Regions from separate parts of the Homo sapiens genome. Here region 2 is linked to region 1. The links are chromatin contacts, found by Hi-C in ENCODE. All regions are on one chromosome and are shown on one strand. The core of a region is the stretch at or near the end of the contact, and the rest is flanking DNA. Distances in the headings are between cores, read along the strand shown.

The links. A loop is a pair of places that touch in the nucleus more often than their neighbours do. Pooled maps may share reads with other maps.
Region 2: a map with no recorded cell type shows a loop between it and region 1 (3-fold over the local background). The contact joins the enhancer-like site here to the promoter of PALS2 in region 1. A Hi-C loop is called at or near these places in 1 of 168 maps with a recorded cell type or tissue (CD4-positive, alpha-beta T cell), 1 of 37 single-sample maps with no recorded cell type and 7 of 50 pooled maps.

What each region holds. Positions count from the first base shown.
Region 1 is chr7:24,571,293-24,578,220 of GRCh38, forward strand. PALS2 (protein associated with LIN7 2, MAGUK p55 family member) reads left to right here and starts at 2,160. Exons shown (of 12, transcript NM_001303037.2): 1 at 2,160-2,301. RefSeq lists enhancers at 1,309-1,378, 1,399-1,498, 2,364-2,863, 2,809-2,858, 2,909-3,028 and 1 more and a silencer at 1,639-2,708.
Region 2 is chr7:25,964,220-25,970,971 of GRCh38, forward strand. The region is part of intron 6 of LOC105375199 (a long non-coding RNA gene); the gene reads right to left. Among named protein-coding and RNA genes, the nearest start is that of MIR148A, 18 kb to the left of the region's middle. RefSeq lists enhancers at 416-555, 3,829-3,888, 4,339-4,778. Within about 2 kb of position 4,397, at least 5 of the 41 ENCODE cell types and tissues checked have a DNase peak (open chromatin) inside an H3K27ac peak, as active enhancers do.

The DNA.
Region 1 (6,928 bases), core at 910-3,409:
AGCTTTAAGTCAGGTAGGTCTGCATGTAATTTGAGGGGCAGAGCCTACCCCAAACCCTCCCTCCCTAAAACTTCCTCAGTTAACATCATTCTACTTGCAGGGAGCAGGGGTAGAGTAGGTTAGGACATTGTTTCCAGAAGACCCTTGAGGAAATAAAAGTGCACTATTAAGGATCACTAACATATCTGGAAATGACATTCATACCCTACCTCCCACCCCAACCCCAGAGAAGCTCAGGGCAAGTAACTAAGTGGCTGGGTCCAAGGGGATGTGTTAAGGTTAAGAGTCAGAAGGGAAAAGAGTTCACAAGCCTGGGTAGGGTACAGCAGGGAGGACCCATGGGTGTCCTGTGAGAAGCAAGTGGGCCTGGGGCAGCAAGAAGGACCTGAAAGGTCTTGCTGACACCCCGAGAAGACAAACCCCATCCTTCCGCTTTGTCTCTGCCTTGGGCTCCGAGCCCACTCCACTTCATTTCATCCAGCCATCCTGACTACAGGGGGCCCAAAGCTACTCTGTGCCCTGGGCACGTTTGAGTCTCCTTAAATGCTTCCAATTACCTTTGCCTGGGTTTGTGGTTCCAGGAAAGAAGGTTCTAAATTAACACTGTACAAGGCCCCCCTGCATGTTGGTTTGCAAAATTAATGATCCTAATGGAAAAGTAAATTAATCTTTGATGCTTGGTTGAGGATAAACACAAAAATCACTGTTTTGGACACTGGACCTTCTTAATACATCTCATCAATAGTATTTTCTCTCTCCCTTCCATGCCTGCCACATTCACAAAGAGAGGAGACAATACAACTTATAACTTCATCTCTGAATCCAAAGGGCCATGATGCACGCATTTATTCTGCAAACACTTATTAATGGTCTGGTTTGTGCAAGGTGCCCAAGAGAAGCCAGGAAAGGCTGCACAGAGGAGGCCACCTCATAACACTCCTCACACGTAAAGTTTGACTTGCACTTTCTACGTTCATGGTTTGAAAAGATTGCAGTAAGCATTTTGTAAAATGTAAATTACATTCTTCAATTTTAGGAAGAACACAATAGTTTTTCCAAAAGCCGCCTGTCACAGGTCTGAGGGTTCACAGAGCTCTTTTAAGGGGATCGGAAGTTCTCTGGCTGCCTTGCTATGTTTTTCTAGCCAGAAGTCTCTGCTGCAGTGCATTGCTCAGTTCCTTTCAACTGAAAAATTAAATCTGCACTTCTGTCAAAATGTGTCATCTACACATCCGGACACTCATCACAGTTCACCAAGCTCTACGCAGAGTCCAGGCTGAAAGGATGGCATGCCCTCCCCAACCCCACCCTTTTGAGGTCTGGGAAGCCCAGGTGCTGGGGAGGAGCTGAACAACTGTGTCCAGGGAGTGTCTGGCAAAGCCGACCCAGGGAGTTCCACGGGAGCCTCGGTGCTATGAAAAGAGCCAGTGTCCATGCATTTCCTCGGGTGTGAATCACACTGCCCGGTCGGGCCTTTGGGAAAAAATTAATGAAGGACACAGTCAGCGCCGTAGAACCTGCCAAATACACATCAGATCCAGTGGAGTCTGTGAAGGGGGAGGGGGAGATTTTTCCAGAGGCTTTTCTTCTCGTTCCATTTCTCTTTTGTGCCCCACGACTGGGTTCTTGAATGTAAAACTCTCAGAAAGGTCAGGGCGGAGCCTGTTTTATGCCCCGAGGAGTATCTTGCCCACCCGTAAATGCTGACAGACAGCTGCGACTTCGGCCCAGGAGACCCGGCGGGGACTGGGTCCGACCAGCCCTCTCTCGCGGGCGCAGGTCCGGGACCCCTGAAGCGAGCCGGCCGGGCGCAGAGCGCAGTCAGTCTGGGCGCTCAGAAGCTGGGAGGGGGCTCCACCTGGGCGCCCAGCCGCGGCGGGAGGGGCGGGGCCCGGCTTTCCGGAGGCGGTGGCACCTCCTCGCGCCCGAGCGCGCGCTCCCCGACGTCCGGCGCACGCGCGAGGCCGGCTGGGAGCGCGCCCAAGCGGCGGCGGCGGCGGCGGCTGGAGGAGGAGGAGGAGGAGGAGGAGGAGGAGGAGGGCGGCTGAGGCGCGGCTGGCTGCGCGCGCGGAGGCAGCGGCGGGGGCGACCGGAGCTGGGGCAGAGTGGGGAGCGAGGGAGGGGGAGGAGAGAGAGGGAGGCGGAGGGCAGTGAGAGACGCATTTCCAGTTCTCAACTACGAGCCACGAGTTTGCAGATGGGGCTGCTCGGCGGCGCCTGTGGCTGAGGGAGAGCAGCGGCGGCGGGGAGCGACCGGGAGCGGCGGCAGCGGCGGCGCGGAGGCGGCTGAGGTGCGAGCCGGTGAGTTAACTGGACCCCCACGCCGCTCGGGTAACGGTCGCGCCGCGCGCCGGGCCGGCCGGGGGCGCCCTGTTGCTCGGCGCGGCGCGCCACGCGGGGACCCTGGCCCGCCCCGCCCCCCTCGGCACCTGGGCTTCGGCGGGCGCGGGGAAGAGGGACCGGCAGGCGGCGGCGGCGGCGCCGCGGTCGGGGAGGCTGCTGGCCGCCCCCAGCCCGGCCCGCGCGGAAGGGGCGCTCGGCCGGGCTCCTGCCTCTCTGGCTGCGGGCGGCTGGGCGGGCCGGAGCTCGGCAACGTGTCTGGCCCATGCTGCTTGCCGCCGCTCCCCACGCGCTCCCCGGCGCGGCCCCGACTGGGGCTAGGGCCGCAGACGCGCGGGGCCCCTTCGGGCGCGGGGCTTGGGTGCCTACACCTCTGCGGCGGGAGTCGCGGTGGAGCCTGAATGGAGAGCCGGCCTGGGGGCGGCGTTGCTGTGACTGACACCTCCGGGGTCTGTCCCGAGAGGGGGTGATTCCGCCGGCTCCCGGTTCTCTCCCGAGCTCGGAGTTGGTAGGGGAGGAGGCTTTCTCCAACTACCGCCGCTACTTCCGAGGTACGAGACTCCAGTTGTTTGGCCAAAGTGGCTGTGGGCCGAGCACAGGCTGCCGCGGGGGCGTTCGCTGCTGAGATCGTGCTCGCGGATTCTCGGTACGTTTGTCTGAAACCAAATAGGTGCTGGGGCTTTTTTATTTTGGCTGGGTGGAGGGTCAGCAGGGGAGTCGATTGAGGTATCCGACCGTGTGGTGACAGGATGTGGATTGGTTGGTAGATGTTTTTTTGCAGAAGGACTTTTTAACACTTTACTGGGAGTTTATTCTCAATCCTACCAGTTTCTGGGATTGCAGCTCGAGATTACATTTGTTAAACTTCCATCAGTTGGGTGTGCATCTGTGTAGGGGGTGGGGGTGAAGCGAGGGAGAGAATTGAAGACTGCCGGGGAAGCTCAGAAAATTCTCCGCATTACTTATAAACAGCCGGGTAAGGTCAGGCTAGCCACGTTTTATTCTTTCCTACGCCTTTGGAGAGTGTTGGAATTTTACTTTGTGCTTCAAGTATATTACAAGTGGTCTTGTAGTGTAGCTGAGAACGTTTGGGGTGCGTTAAAATGCGTTTCAATTGGAGTATGATTTAGCAGCCATTTCTTCCCGTGAAATTTTGCAAATCATTTGTAAACTTATGTTGGTCGAATATACCAGGCGAAGTAACATTTTTAGTAATGCGGTATATAGTTTCCGTATATAGGTATAGCAACGGACCTCAAGTAATATTGCTTATTGTAGGCATCTACTGTGCAATGATAGGGTAGTGGGTAGTAGGCCTGATTATAGTTATGTCTTCTGAGGCCTTGTTAACAGTAAACAAAGAACTTTTGTGGGTTGTGTCATTTTGAGGTCATTTGTACCTTAAATCTATCATATATTTAAATAGGTGTTTAAATGCGTGTTTGCACGATGTGTTACTCTTTAAGGTCCATGTTTCCTTCATTCTGGACTACGGTTACATAATACACAAATGGTAACACTTTTAATTGCTCAATTTTGTCCTATGGAGACTGCACACCATCTTTATGAAAGAGGTGTGTATGTGTCCTTACTGATGCCACCGAATTCTTGACATCTGGAATGTCAAAATGAATTATTTTGCATTCTAGGTTAAATCAACACTGGAAAAATTAAGGTGTTTAAGCAAGTCTAGTAGCTCTATATAAGACAGAATCTTTTTTTTTCTTTAGGCCAACTGTTGGATTTTTAAAAATGAATCATATTTTTAAACATTTGAGGGAGCAGTTTGCTTCTGAGTCTCATTTTAGGCTGAAATTGTTCCAGAGCACTACATAGCCTGCTTCTCTCTTTCTCTCCCCACTCCCCCTCTTTTTAGCTTGAGATAACCAAGAAGACATAACTGTGACTCTATGTGTTATCTTTTTAAAAAGTTGTTTTAAAATTGAAGTTGCTTGTTTGAATATTTACTATCCCTTTACATGCTTTACTACTTAATAATGGATTAGCAGAATAAAACAGATATTTTAATTAAATGTCTTTCATATTTTTGACATCTGAGCTTTGTAAAAATGGAGTAGCATCATATTATTGCTGAGAGAGTTACAAATAATACAGGATTAGTGCTAGTCAAAGGCTAATTGTAAAAAAACAGCCAGAAAATAAAATTAAAAGAGGTAAGAGGACGCATTTATACTTTTGACATCACTCTAATATAAATTACCTATTGCTAGGTGACTTTTGAAAAAGAGTATCTTGTAAAATTCACATTAGGTATATAATAGTTAATAATTTTTCCTTCCAGAGTGATTCACTTGATGAGTGACTAGATTTTTTTTTTTTAAATCAGAACTCTACTTCAGGTAAGTATAGTTAACCATGTAAGTGATGTGCTGATGTTTATTTCAGGAAGAATGAACACTTACCCATTTGATAAATACTGAACTGTTTGGGAATATGTCAGTTATTCCTTAAAACTTAGGCGGAGAAAAATTATGCTAGTTTTGTTTTAACTGTAGGTTCTTTAGAAAAGTAGTCTTCACATTTATAAATATAAGAGCAGATAAGCACAAGAGATCTCTTTCCTGATATGGTGCTAGTATTGAATTAAAGATTTTATTTTTTTGTTGTAGGGACCAGTTTTGTTTAGTCTTCCTGTTCAGTCTCACAGAAGCTGCAATGATTTTCCTCCTTTTCTGTTACTTGTATCTGACCACTGGGGGGAGACTTTACAATTGGGCTTGACCATATTCCTTCTTTACATACATTGGCTGCTAATCCTGGGCACTTTGTCAAACTGCTGGGTAGTGTGCTGAGGAGGATGCACTCTGAAGCAAGTCTCAATCAAGGTGTTTAATGACTTTTCTTTCTTTAACTCACAGCATGCTTACAAAGTATCATTCTTTATAGACTGTGTTATTAACAGTCTACTGTTAAGTGGTCTAAGTATGCCTCTAACATAATGAAAGATAAGATTCCTGAATACATTATAGCTTTCAAAGATCCGACTTTACTTGCATTAATCTTAGAAGCAGTGTAGGTTTAATTGCTTGCTTAGAGTACACAGATATTAGTTGTCTGGAAGGATCTGGAAAGATCATCACTCTTCTGTGAAGTGTATCTATATCCAAACCCTTTAAACAAATTGGTCTCCTCTTATAAAAAGCTTTTGGAGGAGAAGATATTGAAGCATCCCATGTAGCTAATTTTAGTGTTCATTTCACCGCAGAGGGGAAGTTCTTCCTTTATCATAGTCATATAGATAAGATTAAAGCCCACAACTTTGTTAACCATTAAGCTGTGACCATTATTACCAGGTGTAATAAAGTCAAAAGCCTGGTTTCTACTTTTTCTTTTCTGACAGTATTTAACCTTGTTAATGTCCAATTCAATAATAATGAACTCAGTAAACAGAGGCTGCTACGTTTATAGTAGTTTAGAAAGAACTTAAGTTTTATGACCTTCCTTAATTATGATAGACTAATTCAAAGACCTTTCTATAATCTTTATCATAGTAAGTATATTCACAGAGTAATGAACAGAACAAAATTAGTTTCTATTTTTCCTTCATCCTAGGTTATTTTCCTTCTTTCCTTTAAGATGACTTTGCTTTCATCCGAAAATTCTTTTTTCCTTTTTTCCTTTTTTTTTTTTTTTAATATAGTGTACTAGAAGAGATACTTTCTGCTTAGGAATATATTCATCTCTGGCTAACTTTAGGATTGTGTTAAGTACTTGGGAATGGAAGTTTCTAAAAGCCTATCTGTCAGAGTTATCACTGATACAAGGCAAAATGAGAATTAAAGACAATATAATGAATATTTCATAAAGCTCAAGTTATTTTCAGATCCTTTCTACTGCTTGCTAGTTTTGTACATGATTTAATCCCTCCTTCACCAATTTACATCTTTTCCTCTTAAATCTATCATTTCTTTACCCTCTTCCTCCACTTTTTGCTATATTTCATCTACATTGCCCTTCATTTTGTTCCTCATCAATGCCATGGCTTGCTCCTAACTTAGGGCTTTTGCACTATGTTCACTCTGTTGGGAACTCTTCCTAAATCATTACATGAGTGACTACTTTTCATCATTTCATGTTGTAGTTCAAATATCATCTTTTCAGACAAGCATTGCTACCTAACCATCCTTCCAGAATGACACTAGCCTCATCCCCCTCAATCCCATTACCTTTTTTACTTAAAAATTTCTTCAAACCATTTATCAGTATCTGAAATTATGTTTTTATATTATTTTATAATCTCCATACTCACTAGAATATAAGCCCCGTGATATCAATGATCTTGTCTCTTTTTGTTTTTGTTTTTGAGATAGAATCTCACTCGGTCACCCCAGGCTGGAGTGCAGTGGTGTGTGTGATCACGGCTCACTGCAGCCTGGAACTCCTAGGCTCAAGTGATCCTCCCACCTCAGCCTCCTGGTAGCTAGGACTATAGGCAACAACTACCATGCCGAGCTAATTAAAAAAAAAAAATTCTGTAGAAATGGAGTCTTGCTGTGTGTGTTGCCCAGGCTGCTCTCAAACTCCTGATCTCAAGGGATTCTCTCGCCTCAGTGCCTCAAAGCACTGG
Region 2 (6,752 bases), core at 3,147-5,646, 1.4 Mb after region 1:
ATGTGTGTGGATATGTATATATGTTTGTTTTAAATTACATCTGTAATTTGGCTCTAATGTGCAGGCTCATGTAAACTTCTCTTTACTGATGTTTCCAATGCAATAGAAAAAAAACCTGAGCAACCAGTCCTTCCAAAGATCTTTAGTTAAGCCTTCATGGTCAAAGAAGGGCAGTGAGCAGCTCTGGGATTCAAAGGGGCCTCTCAGTTACACAAGAGGGGACTCCACTGAGGTATGAATAAGAAGTGGGATGCATCGGACAGAAAAAGCCAAGTAGCAATAGTGTGAGGCTAGAACGTCCTCTGCAAACCTCAACCACATCACAGCCCATCATTCTTGGATGTCTCCCCATCAAATAACTACACCCATAGCAACTACAGTTGACTACAGTTGACTCTGACCTCACCACCCCTGTAAGAGTAATAATTCCAGTAAGAGAAGTTCGTCTTTAAAAATATAGCCCTAAATCTCGGCAACCAGCATACTTTCTTTCAATAAAAGCATGGGTGCTTTCCTGTTCCACCTATTTTTATCCTGTAGAAAAAAAAAAGTCCCTTCCAGCCAATGCAAATACTCTCTCACTCTCTGCCTCACCAGCAGCAAGGCGGGTTGCAAACCTGCACAGGATATAGAACTGAGGAGGCAGTGTGCCTGATTTTGCTGTCGTGTTATTCTTTTCATTGATATGGTACCTTTCCAGCGGTTCACATGTCAGCTGATGAAAGCAGCTGTGACCTTTTACAACAATTGGCCTCTGTCTTTACATTGGCTGTCTTTGCTTTACTGGGATTCATGAAGATCACCTTGGGGGCATCTTTCAACCCATTCCTGTGAAATGGCAACCGAACAGAAAATGGCACAAAGGGAAAGAGACAACATTTGTGGATACACTGAGGGATAGATATTGGTACTTTTAGTTTGTGAATGTAAAAATGTCACAGGTCATTTCTGAGCATATTCCAGCTGGAGGCAAGAAATGCTTTGGGGTAAACATATGAACCACATGTGCAGAAGCACTGAAAATTAGGTATAAAAGTCATATATGCAAAATTGCCACAAAACTTCCTGCTGTGATCATTTGGAAATCACCTTGGAGTATAGGTTTCTGGCTCATTTTCCAAGCTATGCAATTCCTTTCCAGAAACCCCTAGGCAGCACTGCCTCCCTCCCCTAGGTCCACCCTACCTCAGCAAAGCACAGTGAATGTCCTAATTCCTGGGACAGCTCCTTTTGGGGAAATAGGAAGAATAGATCAGAGGGTTTGATTATAAGCTTTAAAAATCAATTTTAAAAATTGATATAGTTCTGTGCTTTCTGAAGACGGATATCTTAAATAGTGCCTAACTATGTTTGTTTTGGCAGATACGTGGGTGACTCTCGCATTGGCAGACATCCATATCCGTATTTATGGCAAATATGTCAGCATTTAATCCATCCCAGTGTCTGTGAAGGAATCAACAATTACAAGTTATCGTCTCTCTCTTATTATATTGTTTTACTTCTTTTCAAAGACTGACACAGAAATTGCCATGAAATGGAGAATAATCAATCCTCAGTAGAAAATAGAATACCAAATCTTACAGCTCGGTAGATGGCTGGTCTATGTAATCTTTGTTTCATTTCTCAGCTCCTCTTTGAGTGACTCAGTGTAGCACCCCACAATTCAATATTAGCAAGGAGGTGTCATTTCACAGGAATGACTGCTATCATTGGGAGGGAAGGTCCATAAACTAGATTTCCTACTGATGACATCAGCAATTCTGTGACATTTAAAGAAAAAGAATTGAGTACCATTTCCAAAAGGGATGAGTACCTTTGAAGAAATAATATTACCCTTATTTTAACTTCCATGCTTCAGTTCATCCCTAACAGATAGGTGCACTGAGGAACCTGTATCTGTAATGTGAACAATATACCTCCTTTAATATCAGTCCCAGGTGAAATTAAACCAATCAGGAAGCGCATGACAATATCTCTGATATTAAGAGTCAAATGGTGTCTCAAAAACAACAATCTTTTGTGATTGTTGTTATTCCAGCGAATTGGCAATTTACAAATAGGTTGTGTCCAAAAAAAATTCACTAATATATTTGGAATATAGAGTGTCAAGTACAAGTTCCCATGTATGCAGTATTACAAATGGTATTCCCAAACCAGCCCATAGACACCCATTTCATTTATATCTTGCTGATGGTGTTGGAGAAGACAAAGAAATATGCAGGATTCAAAAGGTAGAGTTGGCTTTGGAAAGACAATCTGTGGCACAAGATCCCAAAACAATCTCCTTATAATTTCTACCACTTCCAGAAAGAAGGAAGGAAGGAGGAAAGAAAGGAGGAAGGGAGGGAGGGAGAGAGGGGAGCAAGAAGGGAAGGAGGGAAGGAGGCAAGAGAGGGAGGAAGGGAGGAAGGAAGGAAAAAAGAAAGAAAGGGAAGGAAGGGGGAGTGAGGGAGAGAGGGAAGGAGGATAGGAAGGATGGAGGAAGGAGAGAAGAACAAAGGGAAGAGTGGGAGGGAGGGAAGAGAGGGAGGGAAGAAGGAAGGAACAGAAGGAAGAAGAAAGGGATGGAGGTAGGTTGAGAAGGAGGAAAGAAAGACAAGAAGTCTCTAAGATGACCTCCAATTATCAACACCTCCTGGTATTCATACCCTTGTGTAGTGTCTTCTTGAATATGGGCTGGCCTTATTATTAACTTCACTTGTAGCAAATAGAATACAGAAAAAGAGATCAGATGCCACTTCCAAGATTGGGCTATAAAAAGGCAGTGGTTTCTGTCTCGGGCTTTCTCTCCCCTTCTCCCTTTCTATAACCGCTTGCCTTGGTGGAAGCTAGCTGCCACATCACAAGGGTGTCCTGCAGAGAGGCCACATAGCAAGGGGCTGAGGACCACCAAGCAAGTGATCTTGGGGATGAAGCCCCCTCACAAGTCATGCTTTCAGATAAGACCAAAACCCTTACCAACAGCTTGACTGCATGAGACAACTTGAGCCAGAGGTGCCCAGCTAGGCTGTGCCCAGATTCCTTACTTACAGGACCTGTGAGCTCTTAAATGCTTATTGCCTAGGTTTTAGAGTAATTTGTTATGCAGCAATAAATAACTAATTGGAAGGAAGGAAGGAAAAAGGGAGGGAACAAGGGAAGAAGAGAGGGAAGGAAGGGAAGAAGGCAGGAATAACCATGTCTGCCATAATCTAGCCAGGGAACAGAAACCACTCTGAGTATTTTGGTTGCTCAGGAGACAACAAAGCTGAGCAGTTACTAGGAGACGGTGACATAACCCAGAGATGAGCAGGGACAGGAAGCTATACTGCCCCTAAAGTGGAGGATCAAAGGAGGAAGCAGTGTTACCAGAAGCCAGAAGAAGCCAGGTCACCCTGCAGAAGCTGGAACCACAGGGGCCTGATTGGTAGGAGCTGGAGCTGTAGATGCCATTCAAGACAGGGAAGGGCAAGGAGAAACATTGTGGCTTCTCTCTTCTTCTCACCATGCAGTTCCCATTGGTGCCTTCCATTGGCCAAACCCAGCCAGAAAGCAGCTGACACCGGATCCTAAGAAATAGCCCACAAGGGCCAGCCTCCTGCATTACACAGCACAGCTGGGAAGGAATGGCCTCACAGGCCAGGCCTGGCACACTAGCTAACTAGCTAAAGAGAAGGGAAAATATCTATTGCCAGTCCTCAGCAGATTCAGCCAGAAGGGACTGCTTATTAGCTCTGTGAACAAGGACCATTCACAATCTGCATGAAAACTCAAATTATGAGATGACAAAAATAACTACCAATCAACAGTACCCCTTGATAAACCACAAGGTAAATCATGACACTTGCCAAATGAGTCCTCCAGAGATGGGAGGGAACACGACGGCCTGGGACTGGCTGGGTTTGGGAACTGGAGAGAAGGAAGATCAGGTTGAAGTCAGGGCTCCTGGGTCCCAAGGGAAGAGGAGGTGACAGAACCCATGTCAGAGGGAGCAGAGCAAAGGAGTGAGGCTAGCCAGCGCGGGCGCCACGTGCGGAGACACACAGGTGTTCCACTGGGTCCAACACTAGGTCTTCACAGTCAAAAGAGAACTGAAACGTGAGGGTAAAGGGAGGGTAGCCGGTATGAGTGACTGGTGATCTAGGCAGGAAGCCAGGCTGCAGGGCATTTAATGAGTGGGTGCAATCACGTGGTAGAGTTTGACAGTGAATGGAAAGACAAAAACAAGCTTGCGGCATGGCAGGTTCCCGCCAAGGATCTGGTTTGAAAACAGAGGAAGAGAAGGTAGAAACTAACACCAAAGGCTAAGAACCTGCACAGTAAATTGCCTATCAGTCTTCCTCATAGCCTGCAAGCTACTTGAGGGAGGGATTTGCAGCACATGTGTCTCACTCAGTTTTCTGAGGGCCTTGGATAGTGTCTGGCCCATAGTAGGTGCTCAATGCATGGCTGTGAGATGAATGAGTGAGCCAAAGTGAAACCACAGAACGTCATGAGGGCAGGAGAACGAGGCAGAACCCACGGAAGATGCTCTCAAGTGATGTGGCGGCGTGGTGGCCTGCTGGAAAACCCCAGCGGCGGCCAGACCCGTGTGGGCAGCTGCAGTCAGAAAATGAGATGGTTCTTTCTGAGCAAATATGCAGTTATAAATAGCACAGGCTACGCAAATCGCCACAGCTGCATGGCAAAGGACTAGAGGGTGCGCTCAGCACAGAGGACGTTCCCGGCCACCAAATTCCTTCTGAACTATCCCCGCCATCAGCAGGGGCTGCTGCCCAGAGGGGAGACCCATGCCACGAGAGAGGTCAGCATTGCCTTACGTCTTTATAAGGCTGCTCCTAAGGGACTTGCCCTGAAGAGCCTTATGCTTCAAAGCCCACTCACCTGTAAAAGTGTCCCAACCACTGAGCTGGTTCCACAAAGGCATTAAGAAATTACCACTATGGGCTGGGCACGGTGGTTCATGCCTGTAATCCCAGCACTCTGGGAAGCCAAGGCGGATGGATCACCTGAGGTCAGGAGTTTGAGACCAGCCTGGCCAATATGGTGTAACCCCGTCTCTACTAAAAATACAAAAATTAGCTGGCCGTTGTGGCGCACACCTGTAATCCCAGCTACTCGGAGGCTGAGGCAGGAGAATTGGTTGGCCCCAGGAGGCAGAGGTTGCAGTGAGCCAAGATCACACCATTGCACTCCAGCCTGGGCGACAAGAGTAAAACTCAGTCTCAAAACAAAAACAAAAACAAAAACAAAACAAAACAAAACAAAAAAATACACTATGTCAAGTTATTAGGTAACCCATAACATCCTTTGTTTTAACATAGCCTTGCCAAGGGCCGGGCACAGTGGCTCACGCCTGTAATCCTAACACTTTGGGAGGCTGAGGCGGGCAGATCACTTGAGGTCAGGAGTTCGAGACCAGTCTGGCCAATATGGTGAGACCCTGTCTCTACTAAAAATAAAAAAATTAGCCAGGCGTGGTGGTGGGTGCGTGTAGTCCCATCTACTTGGGTAGCTGAGGAACGAGAATTGCTTGAACCTGGGAGGTGGAGGTTGCAGTGAGCTGAGTGAGATCATGCCACTGCACTCCAGACTCGAGATACAGTGAGACTCTGTCTCCAAAATATATATACATGTACTTCTCTAAATTAAATATTGAAATAAATTTTAAAATGCCCGGTTCATGTAGTTATAATAATAATACTAATAACAACAACTACTGCTACTACTACTACTAACATGTGTTGAACATGAACTAAGTTCCAGAAACCATGCTAAGCTACAAAACGGTGGACACACTCCCCTTGCACACCCTGTGGTAATTCAGTCCACACTCAGAAACTGCTGTTGGTTCAATGTTATTTATATTTATTTATTCTGCACCTTCTCCCAAAGACTTGAGGTGATCTGCAAGAATACATACATCAAAATAAGGTTTTTTTGTGTGTACAGGTCGAGTATCCCTAGTCTGAAAATCTGACATTTTTTGAATGCTGACACAATGCCACAAGTGGAAAATTCCACACCTAACCTCATGTGATGGGTCACAGTCAAAATGCAGTCAAATCTTTGTTTTATGCATGAAATTATTTAAAATACTATATAAAATTACCTTCAGGCTATGTGCATACGTGTATATTAAACATAAATAAATATCATGTTTAGGCTCGGGTCATATTCCTAACATATCTCATTATGTATATGCAAATATTCCAAAATTCAAAACAATAAAAAATAAAAACCCTAAAATCCGAAACACTTCTGGCCCCAAGCACTTCAAATAAGGGATGCTCAACCCACATAAGTGTCCTGGGACTGCTGTAACAAAGTGCCAGAGGCTGGGTGGCTTAACAACAGAAATGAATTATCTCCTAGCTCTGGAGGCCAAAGTCCACGATCAAGGCTATGGAAGGGCTGGTTCCTTCTGGATGAGCTAAGGAAGGATCTGTTCCCAACCTCTTTCCTTGCTTTTGGCTTGTGATAGCATAATTCCAGTCTTCACATGGCATTCTCCCTGTGCACATGTCCGTGTCCAGATTTCTTCTTTTTATAAGGATACCAATCACATTGGATTAGGGGGTCCACCCACCTCCAGTGTGGCCTTATCTTAACTGATTATATCTGCCACATCCCTCTTTCCAAATAAGGTCACATTCTGAGGCACTAGGGGGTGGGACTTCAGCATATGAATTTTGAAGGGATACAATTCAACCCACAACAAAAAGTAAAAATCTCAGCAAACTGAACACATACGTTCATCTAGTCACTCTCCT